Linked DNA regions of Homo sapiens: regions 1 and 2 are each linked to region 3. The links are chromatin loops, found by intact Hi-C in ENCODE. Cell type or tissue: CD14-positive monocyte. All regions are shown on one strand.

Evidence for each region. A loop is a pair of places that touch in the nucleus more often than their neighbours do. Peaks named below come from ENCODE experiments on the same cell type or tissue, not always from the same donor. Only the 100,000 strongest peaks of a DNase experiment are listed, where the experiment ranks them.
Region 1: it touches region 3 in a loop (4-fold over the local background); 3 of 110 quality-filtered maps call a loop at or near these places.
Region 2: it touches region 3 in a loop (2.5-fold over the local background); 16 of 110 quality-filtered maps call a loop at or near these places.

Annotation. Positions count from the first base shown.
Region 1 is chr21:25,644,392-25,652,391 of GRCh38, forward strand. The region is part of intron 1 of JAM2 (junctional adhesion molecule 2); the gene reads left to right. It overlaps LOC124905001 (a long non-coding RNA gene), which reads right to left. Exons shown (of 2, transcript XR_007067826.1): 1 at 7,711-8,000; 2 at 1-2,741. Among named protein-coding and RNA genes, the nearest start is that of JAM2, 9.1 kb to the left of the region's middle. In CD14-positive monocyte, no CTCF peak of the experiment used is centred here; DNase peaks (open chromatin) are centred at 3,480 and 4,900; H3K4me3 peaks cover 737 bases; H3K27ac peaks cover 1,576 bases.
Region 2 is chr21:25,440,733-25,448,732 of GRCh38, forward strand. It overlaps LOC105372753 (a long non-coding RNA gene), which reads right to left. Exons shown (of 10, transcript NR_188560.1): 10 at 5,765-8,000. It also overlaps the pseudogene CYP2C63P. Among named protein-coding and RNA genes, the nearest start is that of LINC00158, 13 kb to the left of the region's middle. In CD14-positive monocyte, no CTCF peak of the experiment used is centred here; no DNase peak of the experiment used is centred here.
Region 3 is chr21:25,558,379-25,566,378 of GRCh38, forward strand. MIR155HG (MIR155 host gene) reads left to right here and starts at 3,767. Exons shown (of 3, transcript NR_001458.3): 1 at 3,767-3,879. RefSeq lists enhancers at 3,302-3,351, 6,494-6,573 and silencers at 3,732-3,821, 3,832-4,111, 7,032-7,091. In CD14-positive monocyte, CTCF peaks have their summits at 3,880 and 4,097 (motif pointing left); DNase peaks (open chromatin) are centred at 1,573, 1,993, 3,633 and 3,783; H3K4me3 peaks cover 2,813 bases; H3K27ac peaks cover 1,111 bases.

The DNA.
Region 1 (8,000 bases), 86 kb after region 3:
AATCTGTTTCCATGGCTTTTCCAGCTTCTGGAGGCGCCCCACTCACGGCCCTGTCCTGCCAGGCTGCCACCTGTCCCCACTCACGGCCCTGCGACACCAGGCTGCCACCTCTCTTGTTCTCTCTCTTCTGCTTCCTTCTTCCACTCATCAGGACCCTTGTCATTACCTTGGGCTTACCTGAGTAACTCTGGATAATTTATCCATTTCAAAGTCAGCTGGTTAGCAACTTTCATCCATCTACAACTGCAATTCCTATTTACCATGTAAAGTAAGATATTTATAGGTTCTGGGGAGTAGGATGTGGACATCTTTGTGGGGCTATTATTCTGTTTCTCACAGCAGCCAAAATGAGGTTATGCACAGCGACAGTGTTTTCAGTGCTGTAGCCAAGAATATTCTAGATTCCATGAAGCCACCATAACTTTTACCTTTAAAGTATAACTCATAGTGATATAAAGCTGGTTGGTTTTTTGGTTTTGTTTGTTTGTTTGTTTGTTTGTTTTATTTGAGATGGAATCTTGCTCTGTCACCCAAGCTGGAATGCAGTGGCGCAATCTCAGCTCACCACAACCTCCACCTCCTGGTTTCAAGCAATTCTCCTGCCTCAGCCTCCTGAGTAGCTGGGATTATAGGCTCCCACCACCACGCCCACCTAACTTTTGTATTTTTAGTAGAGACTGGGTTTCGTCATGTTGGCCAGGCTGGTCTTGATCTCCTGACCTCAGATGATCTGCCTGCCTTGGCTTCCCAAAGTGCTGGGATTACAGGCGTGAGCCACCGCGCCTGGCCTAAAGCTATATTTTTTATTAGTTGTATTTCAAATTGCATAGTATGGTGGTAAAGAACATGCACTCCAATGCAGCACTCTGTGCTCTTACCAGCTGTGTGATCTTATACAGGTTAACACCTGTATTATGTCAGTTTACTCATCAGTGTTGGTGATAATCCCAATAAGAGTGCTTACCTCATAGAGGTTTAGGGAGAATTACATGTATAACACACTTAGTAAACTGAAGAAGCCATTGAAGCCTTTTGACATTGAATATCAGTTTGATTTGCATTTTAAAGAGAATGCATTGGATGGAGTATGGTGAATGGAAGGATTGGGGTGGGGGGAGTCAAACTGGGGAGACCAGTTAGAAGTTATTGGAGTAGTCCAGGCAATTGCTTGTGTAAGTACTTATTTTATATAGTTTATTGATAAATATACTCACATAATTACACATACACATATAACCACTGACAATTGCTTTTTACAGTTGTCACCTAATGATGCGATGTGTTCTGAGAAATGTGTCGTTAGGTGATTTTGTTATTGTGTGATCATAGAGTGTACTTACAGAAACCTAGATGGTAGAGCCTGCTGCACACCAAGGCTATATGGTGTAGCCTATTGCTCCTAGGCTACAAACCTATACAGCATGTTACTGTACTGGATACTGTAGGCAACGGTAAACAGTTGTAAGTATTTGTGTACCTAAACATATCTAAACATGGAAAAGGTACAGTAAAAACAGCACAAAAGATAAATGGTACACCTGTGTAGAAACATATCATGAGTGGAGCTTGCAGGACTAGAAGTTGCTCTGAGTGAGTCAGTGAGTGAGTGGTGAGTGAATGTGAAGGCCTGGGACATTACTGTATACTACTGTAGACTTTATCAACACTGTACACTTAGGCTACACTAAATTTATAAAACAATAAAGTTCTTGTGTTACAGCAGTACGGGCGTTATAGCATCACTAGATGATAAGAATTTTTCAGCTCCATTATAATCTGTGGGACCACTGATATGGTTCATTGTTGACCAAAATGTCATTATGCAGTGCATGACTGCATTTGAAATGTAGTTAATTAAATCTGATCAGGAATTTAAGAAAAATGGCTCTTTGGTTTTTAAGGAAAAAATTTTTTAATCATGTGTGCTGTGTTTTCAACTTTCTGTTCAGTTCCCAACCTATAAACATGAAACAGTAGCTCTTTTGGTTACTATGTATACCTTCTTTCAATGTTATTCTCTCTCCCACACGTAAGTTTATTTTCAGTATTTGTTTCCAGTGTTTCCAGAGTTTCCCTGAGTTGTCACCCTTAGAATGGTCATTTTACTTGATTTGATATTCAGAAGAGTGGCCTTCTAAGTTCCAAAGTGTGTGAGTGTATGCATGCATCGGGTGTGGGGGGAAAGAGAGAGAGAGAGAAGGAGAGAGAGAGAGAGAGGGAGGATGGATGGATGTGTGCTCAGATAAATGCCTGCTGACAGCAACACAAAACCCTACTCTATGAATCTTCAGGCCAGTGAATGGGTAGGAAATGCTCTCCAGTTTGAATTGTTCCTACATTTTATGAGCAGAGAAGCAAATCCTGTGAAAGTATTTCAAGAGCTGCCCTCTTAGCTGTCCATTGTCTTGGCTCAGAAAGTCCTAAGGAAGAATCCTTGTAAACTTAACAGACAGGAATTTTGGTTTTTACTGGAGAGCTCTGCTTTTCTTTATCGCATGTCATCAGCATCAAATTTTTATTTGTTTTGTTGGGTTTTCTGTTTTGTTGTAGTTGTCAAAATTTTCTACTGGGATAATTTAGGACGGGCTTGTCTTTATATTTGTAAGGAGTAAAAATGCATAACCTGGTCTGTCTTCTTTATGCTAGGTTTGTCCAATTTGCTTGCTTTCATTTTGTCAATGCAGTCACCTGCTGTTTTTACTCTTCGCTTTCTTCACATTGTGAAACTTCCTAAATACATACTATGGACAAAACCAAAGATAAAAATGAATGAATTGTTAAACACATTTTCTTATATGTCTAACTAAAAATAATATATGCTTAGGGTAAATTCAAACAGAGCAGTAAGTTTACAAAACAAGAAATAAGTCTCCTTTCCAGCCTTCCTGACTCCTTTGCTTCTCAGATAGACCATCCTTAAGTTTCCTGCAAATGGTTTCAGGAAATTAGAAAAGAAATAGTTCCAGTATATATAAGCATACTCTTATAATTTCTTTAGAAATAAAGATCACAATTTATTATGCTTACTGCTGTATACCTTCCAGAAAATCAAATCATATTATATATAGTGTTGTGCACCTTGCTCCAAAAAGTTATTTATGTTAGTAATTAAGGTACAACCTAAAGCTCAGTCTACAAGCAGGACAGAAGATAACATCTTATAGAGGCCTTTAAAATTGTTGCACCAAAATGCAGTGGGAGCTATTTTCTAACTAGAACCACCAAAAATAATGGAACAAAATGATTAGTAAAACAAAGGGAAATAAACTTCCAAACCAGTAACCAAATATGGAAAGGGAAAAATTCCAAGCAAGATCCAGTTAAAAAGTCCAAAGGAGAACGTGTGTGCACCCAGAGAGGACAGAGACACTAGCACCAGCTAAGATTCACAGACAAGTGCAAAGGGGTGCTATTTTTAAAGGAGACCAAAGAGGAAATAATGACCACAAATAAAAAGGGAACATGTCAAACTTCTGGGCAAGTGCTAAATTTGAAAAGAGAGAATGGTGTTTATGTTTTTTAAAAAATGCACTAGAGGGCTGGGCGCTGTGACTCACGCCTGTAATCCCAGCACTTTGGGAGGCCAAGACGGGTGGATCACCTGAGGTCAGGAGTTTGAAACCAGCCTAGCCAACGTGGTGAAACCCTGTATCTACTAAAAGTACAAAAAGTAGCTGGGCATGGTGGCATGCACCTGTAGTCCCAGCTACTCAGGAGGCTGAGGCATGAGAATCACTTGAACGTGGGAGGCGGAGGTTGCAATGAGCTGAGATTGTGCCACTGCACTCCAGCCTGGGCAACACAGCAAGATTCTGTCTCAAAAAAAAAAATTCACTAGATGCATTTTCAAATAGGAATGGATTTTGATCAGAAGCAGAACTGACACAATGGAATAAACAATAACTCAAGTATGCATTTGTCCAATAACTGAAACATGCAGCCATCTATGTCATAAAACATTAAAATTGTACCTAAGCATATTGGAGACATGAGATTATTGTACTGTCCATATAGTGCTTTTGGATCCAGAACAAGTCAGGTTCTTTTGTGCCGTGTGTTTGTGTGTGTGTGTGTGTGTGTGTGTGTAAACGAGTGAACATCTATGCCATTTTATCTAGATACAGTACTTCTTCCCAACCTCCATTCATCTCTGTTGTTGTTGCTATTGTTCCTCATATGGCCAAATGCAATTTCTCCCTGAAGGTCTAACTCCAAAATTCCTTGCGCCTTCTCTTAATTCTTTCCAACTCATCAATTCCTCAAAGCTGATGTCTACTGTATATTATACTCTGGTGCTTTTGGTATATTCTTTATTCTCTTATGGCACTTACTGAGCTGTACTGTTACAATTTTTCCATGTATATCTCTCTGTATTGTGAGCTTGCTGGAGGCAGAGACAACACATCTTTAGGTCGTTGGTACCTAGAGTACTGCCTGGCACATTTAATACTTGATTAAGTAGAATTACATAAGCTGGAATTTAATGTTTATTTGTTTTGTAGCTTCATAAAATTATATAACTTTTTAGCAATAAAAACCTCAAGACATATGTAAAATTAATAGTCTCAAATGAATGCATAATATTACTGCTCCTAAAACTCCCTCCTCCTCTTTTTAACAGTGGCCTCCCTAAGATATAAGGAAATATAAAGACTGGTCTGCCTTATAGGATTTTAAGAAATTTTCCAGATTTCCTGATGCCTCCTTATATCCTAAAAGCACATAAGTTCCTCTTGAATTAGTAAGCATTGATTAAAAACTCAGATGAGTCAAACAATACACCCCTCAAAAGTTGCTTAATCTAGACTAGAACAAAGCACGTATTAGTGTGTTCTCACGCTGCTGTAAAGGACTGCCCAAGACTGGGTAATTTACAAAGGAAAGAGGTTTAATTGACTCTCAGTTTCGCATGGCTGGGGAGGCCTCAGGAAACTTACAATCATGGCAGAAGGGGAAGCAAACACATTCTTCTTTACTTGATGGCCGGAAGCAGAAGTGCCGAGCAAAAGCGGGGAAAGCCCTTTATAAAATCATCAGATCTCATAAGAGCTCATTCACTATCATGAGAAAAGAAAGCATGGAGGTAACCACTTCCATGATTCAATTACCTGCCACCGTGTCTCTCCCACAACATGTGGGGATTATGGGAACTACAATTCAAGATGAGATTTGGGTGGCGACACAACCAAACCGTATTAGCATGTTAGTTGTAAAAGTTCTACTCTCTGGAGCAGGGAATCTCCAGACTTTCCCCTCATGGCCTAATCTCTTTGTTACTCAATTGATATAATAGCAATCTATATCCCATAATGAGCAAAAGTTTATTAAGAGAGATGAGACAATAGAGACTGTTTTAGTCTATTTCTGTTGCTGTAACAGAACACCTGAGACTGGGTAATTTATAAACAAAAGAGGTTTACTTGGCTCCCAGTTCTGGAGCCTGGGAAGTTCAACATTGGGCAGCTACCTCTGGCAAGGCCCTCATGCTACATTAAAGCATAGTGAATGGCATCACATGTGGAAACACCTGCAGGAGCAGCAAGCAAGTATGTGCAAAAGAGACAAAACACAAGTGATGGCCTCATTTTTTAACAACCTGCTCTTGCAGTTACTAATCTAGTCCCATGAGAACAAGAACTCATTTGCTTCTGTGAGAATTAACCCAGTCCTATGAGAATGGGACTAATATCTTCGTGAGGGTGGCAGAGTCTTCATGACCCAAACACCTCTTAAAGGTCCTACCACCTCTCAACACCATTATACTGGGAACTCAATTTCCTATACATGAATTCTGAGGAACACATTTAAACCATTGTAGAGCCTGATAAAGTGATCTTCATTTCCAAATCAAAGATGATTTTCCTAGGTGTTCTTGTCCAGTATTTTTATAGGTTGGTGCAAAAGTAACTGCAGTTTTAGCCGTTACTTTTAATGATTTTGTGGGATCTTGACACTTGCTCATTAGCACTTAAAAAATTACCCCTGGATCCAGGTGAGTCATTGTCTCTGCCAAGAATCTCATTCAGCATTAGGCAAATGCCAAAATCAGATACATGTAAGAATCTCAGCTCCATTGTGCTACTGCCACCCAGGACAGCTATCTAAAGATGCTGGCATGTTCAAAAAACACTGAATCAGTGATCTTCAAACTTTTTTATATTACATATCCTACTTCATTTCTTAAAAGAGGATATGTCCTGACGTGTGTTTTAATAAATTGTAATATGTATTTCTGTATCAACATATTAATCATAAAACATATAATACATAGAATAAATATCAAATGAATGAGACAATGGAGAATTAATAATACACTAACGGGGCAGAAATGAAGTGGTTATAGCCCTATATTATAGTGTTCTATAAAGCCTCTATAAGTAAAATAATGTGAGATTGGTACATGAATAGACAGACAAGCCAATGGAAGAGTATATAAAGTCCGGAAATTATGCCAACTTCATTTAGAAATCACGTGTATGTGTGTATGTGTGTGTAAAATGGTAGCATTTGAAACCATGGAGAATGCTTAATCAATATTGTTACAACTGGGAACCATTTGAGGGAAAAATGGATCAGAACCTGATATTCTCCATGAGAATTAATTTCAAATGGATCAGAGATCTAAATGTAAATAGGTAAATAAATAAATAAAACCATACCTCCCCCCGCCAAAAAAAAAAAAAAAAAAAAAACAAAGTATGGATCTGTTCTTCTGTAAACTGGACTATAAATCAAATGAGTGTCTGCATGGAAAAAATAAAACACCCTAAACAAATCCAAAGATAAATGACTAATTGGGAAAGGATATTTGTAAGTTACATCTCTGACAGAGTATTATCACTGATATAAAAGGAACCCCTAAAAATTAAAATACAAATATCAAAATTTTATAAATGGCACACAAAAAACCCAGAGTTCCCAGAAGAAAAATTTAAATGGTTCTTCAAATATGAAGCTTTTCTCAGTATAACTTAAAATGCAAATTAGATTGTCCCAAAGATAGCACTTCTTCCCTTAGCAAAATCACATAAACTCATCCACATACTCTGTTATTGAAGTTGTATGGAAATAGGCATTCTACATACTGCTGATGGAGCTGTGAGATGATACAACTGCTATGGAGCAGCAATATGTAGAAAAATTCTACATCTAGCCTTTGACCCATCATATTCAGCAATATGTAGAAAAATTCTATATTTGCCCTTTGACCCATCAACCCCGTTACTGGGAACCTGTGTTAAAGCTGTAGTTGCAAAAACAGGACATGCTTTATGCATGGTGTTATTTCTTTTTTATGCATTGTATTATTTATTTCACAACTATTATAAAAATGATTGAAAACAAATGCCCATTTATAGGGGATTGGCTAAATAAATAACACAATGGTAGGCACTGTAGCGATATAAAGGAATGATGGTGATCTCTCTGTACTGTCATCTCCAAAATATAGTAAGTGAAAAAAGTAAGATGCAGAACAATCTAGTGCAACATGCTACATTTTGTGTATGACAGAAACACTGGCAGGTTAAACTGTTAACTAATGAAACTATTAACAATAGGTAGAACAGGAATGGAACAGACTTCTCTTACTATGTATAGCTTATTACATAGATTTCATTTTGAAATTTTAAATGTTTTATTTCAAAAGATAAAATTCACTAAAATAGCCTTCCCTAAAAATGGAAAACAAATGGAAATAAATGAACTTACTGAGCTGGGCATGGTGGTTTACACTTGTAATCCCCATACTTTGGGAGGCCCAGGCAGGAAGATTGCTTAAGACCAGGAGTTCAAGACCAGCCTAGGCCATATAGGAAGGCCACGCCTCTACAAAAAAGAAAAATAAATAAAAATTAGCTGGGCATGGTGGCATGCCTGTAGTCTCAGCTACTCACGAGGCTGAGGTGGGAGGTTTGCTTGGTCCTGGGAGATCGAGGCTGTGGTGAGCTGTGATTGTGCTACTGCACTCTAGCGTGGGTGACAGAGAAAGATGCTGTCTC
Region 2 (8,000 bases), 120 kb before region 3:
GCCAGCACTCAAGTGGGAGAGGAGCCTACACTCAGAGTATTGAGAGGGGCATGGCTGCAACTGTGAGAAAATATAAGGAAGCCACATGACTGAGCAAGAGCCCACCAACTGATCAATACACCTAAGTACCACCTACTCGATCACACCTCAAGGCTTCAACACCAAAAATACCTCATTAACAGACTCCTTTGAGAAACCAAAGACAAAAAGTCAGCTACAAATAAAGACCCTGCACAAAGGCTCAGCTCCATGAAAACACACAGAAAAGAAGTTTATTGACTGTATCAATCTACACTACAGTTAAAGGAACACCCACATGCAGAGATGAGAAAGAACCAATGCAAGAATACTGGTAACCGGTAACTCAAATGGTCAGAGTGTCATATGTCCTCCAGATGATTGCACCTGTTCTCCAGCAAGGGTTCTTAACCCTGTTGAGCTGGCTGGAATGACAGTATTCAGAACATAAATAGAAATGAAGATCATCGAGATTCAGGAGAGTGGCAAAGCCCAATCCAAGGAAACTAAAAACCACAATAAAATGATACAGAAGATGAAAGATGAAATAGCCAGTATATATAAGAACCTGAGAGAGCTGACAGAGCTGAGAAACACACTAAAAGAATTTCACAACACAATTACAAGTATTAATAGCAGAACAGACCAAGCTAAAGAAAGAAAATTAGAACTTGAAGCCTGGTTCTCTGAAATAAGACAGTCAGACAAAAATAAAGAAAAAACAATGAAAAGGAATGCACAAAACCTCCAAGAAATATGGAATCGTGTAAAGAGGCCAAATATATGAATCACTGGCATCCCTAAAAGGGACGAGGGGAAAGCAAACAACTTAAAAAACATATTTTAGGATATCGTCTATGCAAACTACCTCACCTTGCTAGAGAGGCCAAAAGTCAAACTCAGGAAATACAGAGAACCCCTGCAAGATTCTCCCCAACACACATAATCATCAGAATTTTCCAAGGTTGAAATGAAAGGCAGAATGATAAAGACAGCTAGAGAGAAAGGGCAGGTCACCTGCAAAAAGAGAACACCATCAGGATAACAGCAAATCTCTCAGCTGTAACCCTACAAGCAAGAAGAGATTGGGAGCCTATATTCAACATTTTTAAGGAAGAAATCTTCAACCAAGAATTTCACATCAAGCCAAACTAAGCTCCCTAAGCAAAGGAGAAGTAAGATCCTTTTCAGATAAGCAAATGATAAGAGAGTTTATTACCACCAGACCTGCCTTACAAGAGATCTTGAAAGCACTAAATATAGAAAGAAAAGACCACTACCGGCCAATACAAAAACACTTAAATACACAGACCAGTAACACTATAAAGCACAATACAAACAAACCAGCATAGTGACCAGCTAACAACACAATGAAAAGATCAAAACCACACATGTCAATACTAACCCTGAATATAAACAGGCTAAATGGCTCCATTTAAACGGTACAGAATGGCAAGCTGGATAAAAAGGCAAAACTCAATGGTATGCTGCAAGAGACCAATCTCACACATAATGACACCCATAGGCTCAAAATAAAAATAAAAAAATGGAGGCAAATCTACCAAGCAAGTGGAAATCAGAAAAAATCAGGGGTTGAAATCCTAATCTTAGACAAAACAGACTTTAAATCAATAAGGCTTTTAAAAAAAAGACAAAGAAGGGCATTACATAATGTAAAGAGTTCAATTCAACAAGAGTTCAATTCAACAATTTAACTATCCTAAATACATGTGCACCCAACATAGGGGCATCCAGATTAATAAAGCAAGTTCTTAGAGTCATACAAAGAGACTTAGACTCCCACACAATAATAGAGACTTCAACATTCCACTGAAAGTATTAGACAAATCATTGAGGCAGAAAATTAACAAAGATATTCATGACCTGAACTCAACATTGGACCAAATGGATCTGCTAGACCTGTACAGAACTTTCCACCCAAAAACAACAGAATATACATTCTTCTCATCGCCACATGGCACACACGCTAAAATTGACCACATAATTGGACATAAAACAATCCTCAGCAAATGCAAAAAAAATTATACCAAACACACTCTTGGACCACAGTGCAATAAATATAGAAGTCAAGACTAAAAAAAAAATTGCCCCAAACCATGTAATTACATGGAAATTAAACAACATGTTCCTGAATGACTTTTGGGTACATAATGAAATTAAGTCAGATGTCAAGAAATTATTTGAAACTAATGAGAACAAAGCTACAACATACCGGAATATCTGGGATACAGCTAAGGCAGTGTAAAGAGGGAAGTTTATAGCACTAAACACCCATGAAAAAAAGTTAGAAAGATTTCAAATTAACAAGCTAACATCACAGATGAAAGAATTAGAGAAGCAAGAGCAAATCAATCCCAAAGTTAGCAGAAGACAAGAAATAACAAAAATCAGACCTAAACTGAAGGAAATTGAAACCAAAAAACCCTTAAAAGATCAATGAATCCAGGAACTGGAATTTTGAAAAAATTACTAACATAGAGCACTAGCTAGACTAATAAAGAAAAAAAGAGAATAAATCCAAATAAACACAATTAGAAATGATGGAAAGGATACACCACTGGCCCCACAGAAATAAAGATAACCATCAGAAACTACTGCAAACACCTCTACACACACACACTAGAAAACCTAGAAGATATGGATAAATCCCTGGAAACATATGCTTTCCCAAGGCTGAGCCAGAAAGAAATCGATTCCCTGCACAAACCAATAATGAGCTCTGAAACTGAATGAATAATAAATAGCCTACCAAGAAAAATAAAAAGGACAAGATGGATTCACAGTAGAATTCTACCAGATGTACAGAGAGAGCTGGTACCATTCCTACTGAAACTATCACCAAAAATTGAGGAAAGGGGACTCCTCCCCAACTCATTCCATGAGGCTAGCATTATCCTGATACCAAAACCTGGCAGAGACACAACGAAAAAAGAAAACTTCAGGCCAATATCCTTGATGAACATTGATGCAAAACCAACATCCTTGATGAACACTGATGCAAAAATCCTCAACAAAATACTTGTAAACAAAACGCAGCAGCACATCAAAAAGCTAGTCTACCACAGTCAAGTAAACTTCATCCTTGGGATGCAAAGTTGGTTCAATGTACACAAACCAATAAATCTAATTCATCACATAAACAGAACTAAAGGAAACAAACATGATTATCTCCATAGATGCAGTAAAAGTTTTTGATAAAATTCAACATCTCTTCGTGTTAAAAACTCTCAATTCACTAAATATTGAAGGAATATACCTCAAAATAATAAGAGCCACCTACAACAAACCCACAAACGACAGCATACTGAACAGGGAAAAGCTGAAATCATTCCCCTGGAAAACTGGCACAACACAAGAACGCCCTCCCTCACCACTCCTGTTCAACATATTATTGGAAGGTCTGGCCAGAACAATCAGGCAAGAGAAAGAAATAAAGCATATTTAAATAGGAAGAGAAGAATTAAAAGTATCCGTTTTTGCAAATGACATGTTTTTATATCTAGAAAACCCCATAGTCTCAGCCTAAAATCTCCTTCAAATGATAAACAACTTCAGCAATGTTGCAGGATACAAAATCAATGTACAAAAATCACTAGCATTTCTATACACCAACAACAGCCTAGCTGAGAGCCAAATCAGGAATTGAATCCCATTCACAATTACCACAAAAAGAATAAAATATCTAGGAATACAGCAAACCATGGAGGTGAAAGATCTCTACAATGGGAATTCCAAAGTGCTGCTCAAAGAAATCAGTGATGACACACACAAAAAATATGAAAACATCCCATGGTCATGGACAGGAAGAATCAATATCATTAAAATGGCCATACTGCCCAAAGCAATTTACAGATTCAACGCCATTCCTGTCAAACTACCAGTGACATTCTTCACAGAACTAAGAAAAAAAAACTATTTTAAAATTTATATGGAACCAAAAGAGGGCCCAAATGGCCAAGGCAATCCTAAATGAAAAGAACAAAACTGGAGGCATCATGTTACCCAACTCCAAACTATACTATGTGGCTACAATAACCAAAACAGTATGGTACTGGTACAAAAACAGACACATAGACCAATGGAACAGAATAGAGAGCCCAGAAACAAGCCCACACACCTATGACTGTCTTTGACAAAGCTGACAAAAACAAGCAATGGGGAAAGGACTCCCTATTAAATAAATGGTGCTGGGATAACAGGCTAGTCATAAGCAGAAGATTGAAACTGGACTCCTTTTTTACATCATATACAAAAATCAACTCAAGATAAATTAAAGATTTAAATGTAGAACCCAAAAACTATAAAAACCCTAGACAACTTAGGCAATACCATCCTGGACACAGGAATGGGCAAAGATTTTATGACAAAGACAGTAAAAGCAATCATAACAAAAGCAAAAATTAACAAATGGGATCTAATTAAACTTAAGAGCTTCTGTACAGCAAAAGAAACTATCAACAGAGTAAACAGACAACCTACAGAATGGGAGAAAATATTTGCAAACTATGCATCTGGCAAAGGTCTAATATCCAACATCTGTAAGGAACTTAAACAAATTTACGGAAAAAAGCAAACAATCCCATTGAAAAGTGGACAAAAGACATAAACAGGTATTTTTCTAGAAAAGACATACATGCAGCCAAAAAGCATATTTTAAAAAGCTCAGTATTGCTGATCATTAGAGAAATGCAAATTAAAACCACAATGAGATATTGTCTCACACCAGTCAGAATGGTTATTATAAAAAAGTCGAAAACTTACAGATGCTGGCAAGGATGTGAAGAAAAAGGAACACTTATACACTATTGGTGGTAACGTAAATTAGCGCAACCATTGTGGAAAGCAATACGGTGGTTTCTCAAAGAGCTAAAAGCAGAACCACTGTTGGACACAGCAATTCCATTACTGGGTATATACCCAGAGGAATATAAATCATTCTACCATAAAGACACACGCATGTAAATGTTCATTGCAGCACTATTCACAATAGCAAAGATATGGAATCAACCTAAATGCCCAACAATGACAGATTGGATCAAGAAGATGTAGTACACATACACCATGGAATACTATGCAGCTATAAAAGAGAATGAGATAATGTCTCTTGCAGAACATAGATGGAGCTGGAGGATATTATCCTAGGCAAACTAATGCAGGAACAGAAAACCAAATACCACATGCTCTCACTTATAAGTGGGAGCTAAATGAGGAGAACTCATGAACATAAAGGGAACAACAGACATTAGGGCCTATTTCAGGGTAGAGGGTGGGAAGAAGGAGAGGAGGAGAAAAAAATAGCTATTGGGTACTAGGCCTAGCACCTAGGTGATAAAATTATCTGTACAACAAACCCCCATGACACGAGAGCTTACCTATAAAACAAACCTGCACATGTACCCTCGAATCTAAATTAAAAGTTTAAATAGTAGAAAATCACAAAATTTAAAAAAAGAAAATAGCCATACTTACCATGCTTATGGATTTGCTGGTGTTCATACTTCTTAAGGGTAGAATATTTTAAACAATTGGGAGAGGAATGGGACCAGGTAGGAGCTTCCCTTTGGCATAGCTTCCATTCCATAGAAAAAGAAGAATCAAACAAGAAGGACAAAACACCCAATGAAGCGATCCATTGATGTGCTTTGTGTAAACGCAATTGAAAGCTTAGAATCCAAATATTTTATGAGCACAAAGTGTAAGATAATCACCAAACATGGACTAAGCCTTTGAACTTTGGATAAATATTTTTTAATCTTTGATAGACTTCCATCTACAGGCAGAAATAAAAACAAAAGTCAATTTGGTATTGATCAATTGCTAAGTTTTCACTGGAAATTTCAACTAAAGGTAACTCACTTTTATAAAAATATGAACAAATTAAAACCAAAATTAGTAGAAAGAGTGAAGTAATAAAGCTCAGAACAGAAATAAATGAAATAAAGATTTTTAAATAATTTATAAGATCAACAAAATAGTTATTTTTTGAAAAGATGAACAAAATTGACTAACATTTATATAGAATAACTAAGATAAAATTGAAAAGACTCAAATAAATAAAATCAGAGGTGAAAAAGAAGACATTTTGACCAACACTAAAGAAATACAAACGATCATAAGAAGGTATCATGAGTGGCTATATGTAAACAAAACTGAAAACATAGAAGAAATGAATAAATTTTGTTACACATACAACCTACTAAGGTTAAATTATCCTTTCTGATCCAAAAAAATAGAATATTAAGAGCAAAAATTATGTAGAATGTCTGGGACATTTTTCATTTGGATTAATTCACTTTGAATTAAAATAACAGCAACTAAAAGTCATCTGAGGATTCAGTGATAATTCAAATTGCATTTTAGTTCTAAAGCAATTAACTTTCAAAACTCTCAGTTTTAGAAGGAAACACTATCAAATGGACATGCTGCCTAGGATGGTGCCTTTAGACGAAGGGGCTGAGTAAACATTCGATGAATTAATACATGCATTTTGAAATTGATAGTTGCACAGACTATGTTTTGTAAACTGGAGTGTTATAATATGGGAGCTCAATGTATTCAGTTGAAATTCCTGACTTAGCTACGTACTGTTTGTATAAACTTGAACATTTACTTAATTTTGTTAAGCTGCAGGTCCTACTGTAAAAATATGGGTAAACATTTAAGTACCTCTCAGGATTTTTTGAGAAGTAAGTAGGTGGCCCACAATAAATAATTTGCATTGTTTTTGGTCAGCAGTAGGCTTTAAAAATCAAATACTATTATTAAATAGTAAAATTATGTAAATCTGTATGCTAAATATTAATTTCATGCTTCAGTTCATTTTATTTTGTAATATTTGGATTTTAATGTCTCAACTAGTCCCCAAAGGAGTGGAATGCAAAATTTGAAGTCTTCTTTGAGTAAATGAACTGTATAAATCTCAATGTCAAGTTTGTTTAAAAAATTGAATTGCTGTGTGACCGACAAATGTCTTGCAAATATCTTTTAGTCTTTCATTTTCCCATTTTCAGTGTTTTCACTCCTTCCTCTCTCCTCTCTGGCTCCATTTACACACATTTTAAGAAATAAAAGCAATATATTAAAAAATGAGGCTGTGTCCTGCAGGGATGGGTGCTGCTGAGATCAGGTAAAATGAGTAAAAGGGATGCCAAGCACTTTGCCAGACACATGTTGGTCATTCACCAACTGACGCAAAACTCAATGCCAAGTGGTTGAACGCTTAGCCACAGAACATACTGAGACTCTACTGCTGATCTTCCTGTGGTAAGACAGAAAGGGAAGCCCAAAGAAGAGAGTTACATGTTCCCTCCCTGTGAAATTCATCCCTTTTCAATAATCCCTCGGGGAACTGCCCAGCCCCTCATCTGTCCAGTTTTTGGTCAGGCATGACCTTCTTTAACATTTATAGAGATTTACTGTCTCAGATACTATTCTAAATGCTTAAGTGTATGAAATCATTTAACCTTTACCACAATCCCATGCAGAAGATCTAATTACTACCCCATTTTACAGATGAAGAAAATGAGGCACAGAGAGGTTAAGTTTCTTGCCCTGCATCACAGTGAAGTGGCAGAGCAGAGATTCAAACCTAGGCATTCTGATGCAAGGATTTGTGCTTTCATCATCTTACCATCTCTGCAAAGCCTTCACCAATTGCCTCAAGCATATTTTACTGTAATTCCTCCATACTCACTTGGAATACATTTGTTTTCATAAATGTCTAGAGCATCACTGTCCAATAGAAATAAAATGTGAGTGATGTGAGCCACATACATAATTTTGAATGTTCTAGTAGCCACATTTTAAAAAATTAAATGGAACAGGTGAAAATAATTTTAAAGCTATACTTTATTGAACCCAATTGTGATGTTTAGTTTTATGTACCAACCTGGCTACCCTATTGTGTCCAGTTGCTTGGTTGAACAAAAGCCTAGATGGCACAATAAAATATTTTTCAGATG
Region 3 (8,000 bases):
ACCCTGTACCACAATAAATAAGCTGGTCAAGGCTGAAATGTGGGTCTATTTCTTCACTCACCATCTCTGTCTTACATTCTTCCAAAGGGCTGAACTTCAAGATCGTTGAGTACTAAACCTCCAGAAACTATTTTTATTTTTTTCTACCACTTTTTTTTTTTTAAGGAGAGAGATTGGAGGCTGGTTCCTAATCATTCCCTGTGATTATTGTAGGTTTCTGTAGAATTTCATGAAACTATGATGTTTTTAGCAAGACTTTGTCATTGATCTGTAGCTGTGCCAGTTGTCACAATCTATTCATCATTATTGATAATAAGTAATATCAAGAAGTACCACTCTTATCTGGAAGGTCATTGATGTGAGCTGCTCGGTCTCTGGAGGGTAAGATGAGGGATGAGAACACCAGCCCCATCAGCCCTGGAGACACATCCATATTACTTTGCGAGGGCTGCTGTGACAAGAGTACCGCAAACTGGGTGGTTTAAACAACAGAAATTTATTGTTTTTCAGTTCTGTGAGCTGAAGTCCAAGATCAAGATGTCAGCAGGACTGGTTCCTCCTGAGAGCTGTGAGGGAAGGATCTGTTTCAAGCCCCTCTCCTTGGCTGGTAGATGGCCATCTTTTCCCAATGTTTCTTCACACTGTCTTCCTTCTATATGTGTTTCTTTCTCTACACATCATGTTCTTTTTCTAAGAACACCAGTCATATTGGATTAGGAGCCAACCCTATTTTAATAAGACCTCATCTTGACTAATTACATCCACAAAGGCCTTGTTTCCACATAAGGTTATATTCTGAAGTACTGGTTGGTCTACAGCCATACCACCCCACACACACCCGATCTCATCTGAAGTACTGGGTGTTAGGACATCAATATATGAATTTGGGAGGTGGGGGGAGGGGGACACAATTCAGCCCACAACAACATCCATGGGGTACTTGTCCCGGCAGGTGGCCAGCTCTTACTTTCTCAAGCTATCCATTTGGAGCAGGTCCTTTTTTTTTTTTCTTTTTTTTTTTTTTTGAGACAGTCTCGCTCGCATTCCAGGCTGGAATGCAGTGGCGCGATCTTGGCTCACCGCAAACTCCGCCTCCCGCATTCATGCCATTCTCCTGCCTCAGCCTCCAGAGTAGCTGGGACTACAGGTGCCCGCCATCATGCCCGGCTAATTTTTTTTTCTTTTTTGTATTTTTAGTAGATTCAGGGTTTCACCATTCTAGCCAGGATGGTCTCAATCTCCTGACCTCATGATCCAGTCACCTCAGCCTCCCAAAGTGCTGGGATTACAGGATGAGCCACCGCGCCTGGCCTGGAGCAGGTACTTTTTATCCATCACCTTATTTAATCATCATATCCCTCTTAGTCTGCTAGGGTTGCCATAAGAAAATACCATAGACTGGATGGCTGATACAACAACAATTTATTTTCTCACATTCTGGAGGCTAGAAAGTTCCAGATCAAGGTCCTGCAGGGTTCGGTTTCTGGTGAGGACTCTCTTCCTGGCTTACAGGAAACCACCATCCCATTGTGTGCTCACATGACCTCTGCTTTGACTGATTTCTGAGAGAAAGGGAATTCTGGTGTCTCTTCCTCTTCTCATAAGAGCACTAGCTCTATGGGATTAGTGATCCACCCTTTTGACCTCATTTAACCTTTATCACCTCCTCACAGGCCCTATCTCCAAATGGGGATAACATTGGGGATCAGGGCTTCAACATATAAAGTTGAAGAGAACATGATTCAGTCTATAGTAATCCCTGATGGGAGACATCATTATTGTCATTTACAGGAAGCTGAGACATAAAAAGTTTAACGTTCAGATTCCACAGCTAGAATTAGTGTAAAATGCAGGTGTATTTGACTCCTAAAACCCATTTATCCATCCACTATTCTGGGTGTCTCAAACTGGGACCTAAAATGCGGAGGTTTGCACATGACCTGAAATTACTTCCACCACTGGGAGAAGGGAGGATTGAGCAATTTCCTGTTTCTATTAAAGTGCATTATACAAACTTGTCATTCTGGGGATGAAAGGTCACCCTAGAATTGCCTATGGGCAATTTCTTATAGTTCAACCTAGAATGAGAAATGGGAAATTCAGAAAGGCATTGTAGGCATCTGTAACCAGCAGAGGGACGTGCCCCACCTGGGTGGGGACCATGCATCCTTGCCACATGCCCCACTGCACAACTTCCCCAGCTCCTCAACGTCACATGGATCTGGAAAGCAGGGAGACTGGACTACGGAGCCAGCCCTCCAGGGTTGGAACTGAGTTTGAATCTCAGCTTGACTACTTACTAGGATCTAAGGTAACATGTTTAATCTCTCTGTGCTCAGTTTCCTCATCTGGAAATAGAGATTATAATGCTCCTCCCTCATATGATCATAGTGAGGACTGAAAGAGTTAATGCATATAAGGAGTGTTAGGACAGGATCTGGCACATGGTAAATGCTTTATAAGTGTTAGTTGTTATCATCATGATTATTCTTGTTTGAATTATAAGAGAAAAAGCATGTATCTTAAGAATAGAGGGTTTTAAAATGCTCCCAAGTTCCTTAACCAACCTGAGCCATCTGTAAATTAAGTACTATGGGATTTCCAGCTCTGACATGTATTCTGACATGTAACTGGCATCAGTTTAATACAAACTATTCTAAAATGTCTTGTGCCCTTGACAGGGAGGTCCAAGTACTGGATACTTGCAATGCAATCCAGCAGTGGCCCCGTCTTTCTTACAAAAAGGCCCCAGTCACATGTTGATGAGGCTAGATCTATTCCTGTCCTCCTTCTCTTCCCCATATTTCCTTATTCTTCTTCAAGTCTAAACGTTTATTGAACTGAGACCCATGAATGAGTTACTCGACTAGGCTTGTAGGATAAACTTGCCAGGCTTTAGATCTATTTGTTCCTTTCCATCCCCCAAAATCAAATGGCTGCTCCAGGAAAATGTTCCCCTTGTGGCAGGGTCCGGGAGAAAAGAGAGAAGCGACAAAACCAAAAATTAAAACGACCGAAGTCCCATATGCTCCAGGAATATGTCCTGGAGATGGGAGTGGAGGGCAGGGGGAGAATGTTGTTGAGGTCAAAATTTTTGAAGTTTTAAGTCCTATATCTTGACATCCCGAGTATAAATGCGGGTACCAGACACAGTACAAACGTTCTCAAAGCCCAGTTACGTATTCCAAACCAAACGCGGGCTCTTGAAGGGTGATGAGGTAGGGATGAAATCCAGGATCGCCTGAAGACCATTTCTTCCTCTCTTAGGGACCTGCTGGTCTCCAGCTGATTCGGTCCAGGAGGAAAAACCTCCCACTTGCTCCTCTCGGGCTCCCTGCAAGGAGAGAGTAGAGACACTCCTGCCACCCAGTTGCAAGAAGTCGCCACTTCCCCCTCCAGCCGACTGAAAGTTCGGGCGACGTCTGGGCCGTCATTTGAAGGCGTTTCCTTTTCTTTAAGAACAAAGGTTGGAGCCCAAGCCTTGCGGCGCGGTGCAGGAAAGTACACGGCGTGTGTTGAGAGAAAAAAAATACACACACGCAATGACCCACGAGAAAGGGAAAGGGGAAAACACCAACTACCCGGGCGCTGGGCTTTTTCGACTTTTCCTTTAAAAAGAAAAAAGTTTTTCAAGCTGTAGGTTCCAAGAACAGGCAGGAGGGGGGAGAAGGGGGGGGGGGTTGCAGAAAAGGCGCCTGGTCGGTTATGAGTCACAAGTGAGTTATAAAAGGGTCGCACGTTCGCAGGCGCGGGCTTCCTGTGCGCGGCCGAGCCCGGGCCCAGCGCCGCCTGCAGCCTCGGGAAGGGAGCGGATAGCGGAGCCCCGAGCCGCCCGCAGAGCAAGCGCGGGGAACCAAGGAGACGCTCCTGGCACTGCAGGTACGCCGACTTCAGTCTCGCGCTCCCGCCCGCCTTTCCTCTCTTGAACGTGGCAGGGACGCCGGGGGACTTCGGTGCGAGGGTCACCGCCGGGTTAACTGGCGAGGCAAGGCGGGGGCAGCGCGCACGTGGCCGTGGAGCCCGGCCTGGTCCCGCGCGCGCCTGCGGGTGCCCCCTGGGGACTCAGTGGTGTCGCCTCGCCCGGGACCAGAGATTGCGCTGGATGGATTCCCGCGGGCAGAGGCAGGGGGAAGGAGGGGTGTTCGAAACCTAATACTTGAGCTTCTTTGCAAAGTTTCCTTGGATGGTTGGGGACGTACCTGTATAATGGCCCTGGACCAGCTTCCCTGTTGGAGTGGCCAGAGAAGTGTGTAAAACACACTAGAGGGGCAGGGTGGAAAAAGAGACTGCCTTCAAAACTTGTATCTTTTCGATTTCATTTTGAAAAATAACTACAAATCTATTTTAATTTTACAAAGTTAGACTCATAGCATTTTAGATATCAATGTCTTCATTTAACAGAAGTGAAGATGGAGCAAACGCTCAATCAGCGTCTGTATTTATTCGCTCCTGTTGTGCCAGGGTGCGTTTTTGCCGAGCGGTTGCCTTTCTTTACTCACAAAACCCCCTTGATGTCTGTCCTCCACGTTTTACGAGGGAGAGCCGGATCTTTTGAAGTTTGTATCATCTAAAGCAGGTATATTGGGATGACTATGGATAGAATTTAACCTGAAAACACTGAAGTTGACAGCTGACAAAGATATAAGAATCCAAAGTATGTTAAAAATTAAGGAGCTGAGGCCCACAGAAGTGAAGTTACTTTTCCAGCATCACACAGCAGATCTAGGACCCTGTGTGATTTGAAAAGGCCAAGGTATCTAATGATGCTCATAATTTAGTTTACATTTTGTGTCAAATAGATGAGGTCAAGTGGACATTATGTGTATATTCCAAAGCCAAAATTACTGCTTGTAATATCCATTCATCTCTCCGAAGACGTAGTGCCTCTTTTATATGGCTTTAACCTAATGTATAATCGAAGTGAATTAGGGCAGCCAGACTTTTAATCACAGGACTGATCTTTTAAAAACGGGTATATGTAAAGTTAATTGCTTATCTATGTGAACAGTAATATACACTATAAAAAGTTTTCAAGGCAACTTCCTGCCTGTGGTTTAATTTGATAGTCACAATGATAGGAAATTGGCAGGGTTAGGTGGTGGTATCTACATTTTGCCCATGAGGACTTGTGGCTCAGAGAATTTGAGTTTTTTCTAGTAAGGTCACTAGGTCCCTAGTGCACAGCCTGCTTTTAGGTACGGATGTGGGATGGGGGTGTCGGCAGACCACAGGGTTTTGACTCTCAGTTTGGGCTCATTTCCATGACTCCTTGCTGCCTCCCTGATTTCTGTCAAATGACCAAAGCACATTTAGTAATTACTTCTGCTGCAAGGACTACTCCTTATTAGGCTGTGATAAGTAAGTTTCCTCACATAGTGGGTCAGCTCACTCTGGCCACAGGACCCAGCTTCCTAACCACACACATTAAGAAAGAGAAAAATTAGCACTGTCTGAGACCTACAACCACTTCAAGGGAGAACAGTGGTGTTTGCACAAATGTCTACTTTTGTTTTAACCTAGTCATGTGTAAAAAGTGTAATTCACTGGTCTTTACCAAAAAAAAAAAAAAAAAAACAACAACAAAAAAAAAACAGGCATCATAGTCTGCCTGTGCTGGACGCTATGCTAGACACTGGAGAGACAAAGGTGAGCAGGATAGGCACAACCCTACCCTTACAAACCCAGAAAGTTAGAGGAAAGGCCATCAGGACATTGCTGTGCAATTTGATATCATTTCAATTTTGGTAACATAGATATTTGAACTAATTAGAATGTGCTACAAATTTTGCCATTCTTTACTTTCCATATGCCAACATGGAAAATTTGTAACCCTCATCTTTAAATACCTCATCTTACCAGTCCTCTATAAATCAAAAAATCTACCCCAAAAAGCCCTAGGTTTTAACTTTTGAAAAGTTTTTTTTTATCAGCTTTTCAGGTCATGACTAAGATCTGCCATTCAATTTAAAGGAATTCTTTCATTTTAGAGTAATAGTTACTAAAATCCTTTATTCCTACCTCCTTGAGAATCTAATGGAAATTTTATATGCTCTTCCCAGAAAATTTTTGTTAATGTGTATCCTCACACACCAATTTGCATTCGATGTTAGCAGGCTAGAGACTTCCTTGAATCTCAGCCATGACCCTCTTCGGGGGTCCACTTTCATAATCAGTATTCTAAACCTAGTAGGCATAAATAGCTTGAATAGAGGAAAGTGGTATGTAGACTCTTGCCCTTCACTTGGACTGGGCACCTCTATCACTTGGACTGGGCACCAGCTAGTGCCCTTAACTAGCTGGTGTCTCCATTTTTGATAGTCATTGGCTATTGCTTAGCTGAAGCTATTGATTTTAACAGCCTTATTGTTTTGATATCAGGCTGCCACTCTGCAGAAGTCTAATACTGGGGAAGGAGCACCGGCCTGAGAACCATGGTTTGTTTCTAGGACCAACTCTGCAGATTTCTGTGCCTCATTTTGCTCATCTCTAAGATGGGTGGTTGATGGGTGGCAGGGACTGAACCATTTCTAAAATCCCTTACACTGATGAAATTCTGTGATTCCAGTGTAACTACCAAGCTCACTTTCATATACCTCCTGAGACACAGCTGGTCTTAGTGAATTTATATCCTCTATGTCCAAAGTAAGTCAAAGTAAGTACCACTATAATTCACTATAGAATGTATTTTTGTCTTTCACTGATCTTACTGGACTCAAAACTGTTACATGTTTCCTTAAATTAGATAGAATAAAAAAATTGTGAAACACTACTTTTCAAGGAAAAATATTACAATTTTAAAAGCCTCTTTTTATCCCACCTCTCAGTAGCTACAACTTTCATATACGAGTTTCACATATATATGAAAAAAATTTTCTTATCTCAGACTCTTAAGGAAATGCAATGCTTTTAATATGATCACTGCTGTGTAATTCTCATCTGCCCTGAAACACTTGTTCTGTCCATCAATCAATGTATTTGGGTTTACAATATGCAGAGCCTCAAGCAAAACCAGTGCAAAAGCACATCTATCCTCAAATAGGCACATCATATGTCTGAGCAGTTCAGCATCCTCACTCACAAGTCCAAGGCTCTCAGCAATGTGGAAGAAGATGTGATTCCTAAAATTACCACCCTTACACACAGTGACACACTCACCAGAAAGTGAGGCTTAACATAGCTTAAGTGGCTGTAGTTTAAAACAGATTGTGAATATCTGTGCTAATTCTGAGAAACAATTAGCAGACATATTAACCAATTAGCACAGATCACTAATATCTGTGCTAATTGTTAGGACAGATTAGCACAGATATTGCTACCTTGTGTGGGTAGACAGGGTTAAGGCACTGGCAGAAGGAAAGATTAGTGAGGAATATCAAATAGCTGATTTAATGAAATTGTGAGGCCGATGTTTGGATAAGGTGAAACAGTGCCCTACAATGACATTTATGCCAGTTCTCCATAAACAAGAGTGTTCTACACAAATTATAAGTTCCTGGCTGTCTTAACAAAATGCTATGGTCCTTTATATGCTCACACAAATAATGGTTCCAAGCATGGGAAACAGGTGCCAGATTGCCCAGGTAGGCATCCCAGCAGCATGCTCCTTAGCCACTGATTAACCTTGCGCAAGTTATTTCACCTGCCTGTGCCTCAAGGCCCCTGTGTTTCAATGGGGAGGGTGTGAATACTCATTCCTAAGGTTGTGAGGAGGAATAACTGAGTTAGTATACGTCAAACACTTAGGTGCTTGGCACAGAGGGAGCCTGTGTAAGTGTTTGCTATTATTTTGTTTCACTAGATGATCTTGTGTATTATAAGAAATCAATTTGGAAGGTGAGATACAAATGCAGTCTGAGAAAGTAAAGACGTTTTAAAGACATTTTACTGTGTCATGAATTTTCAGAGACCACACTGACATGGTAAAAAGTTGTTTGGTTTTTAGAATTTTTGTTTCAGAATGCATATCCTTCTCCTTAACCAAAAGAAAAACTACTAAAATA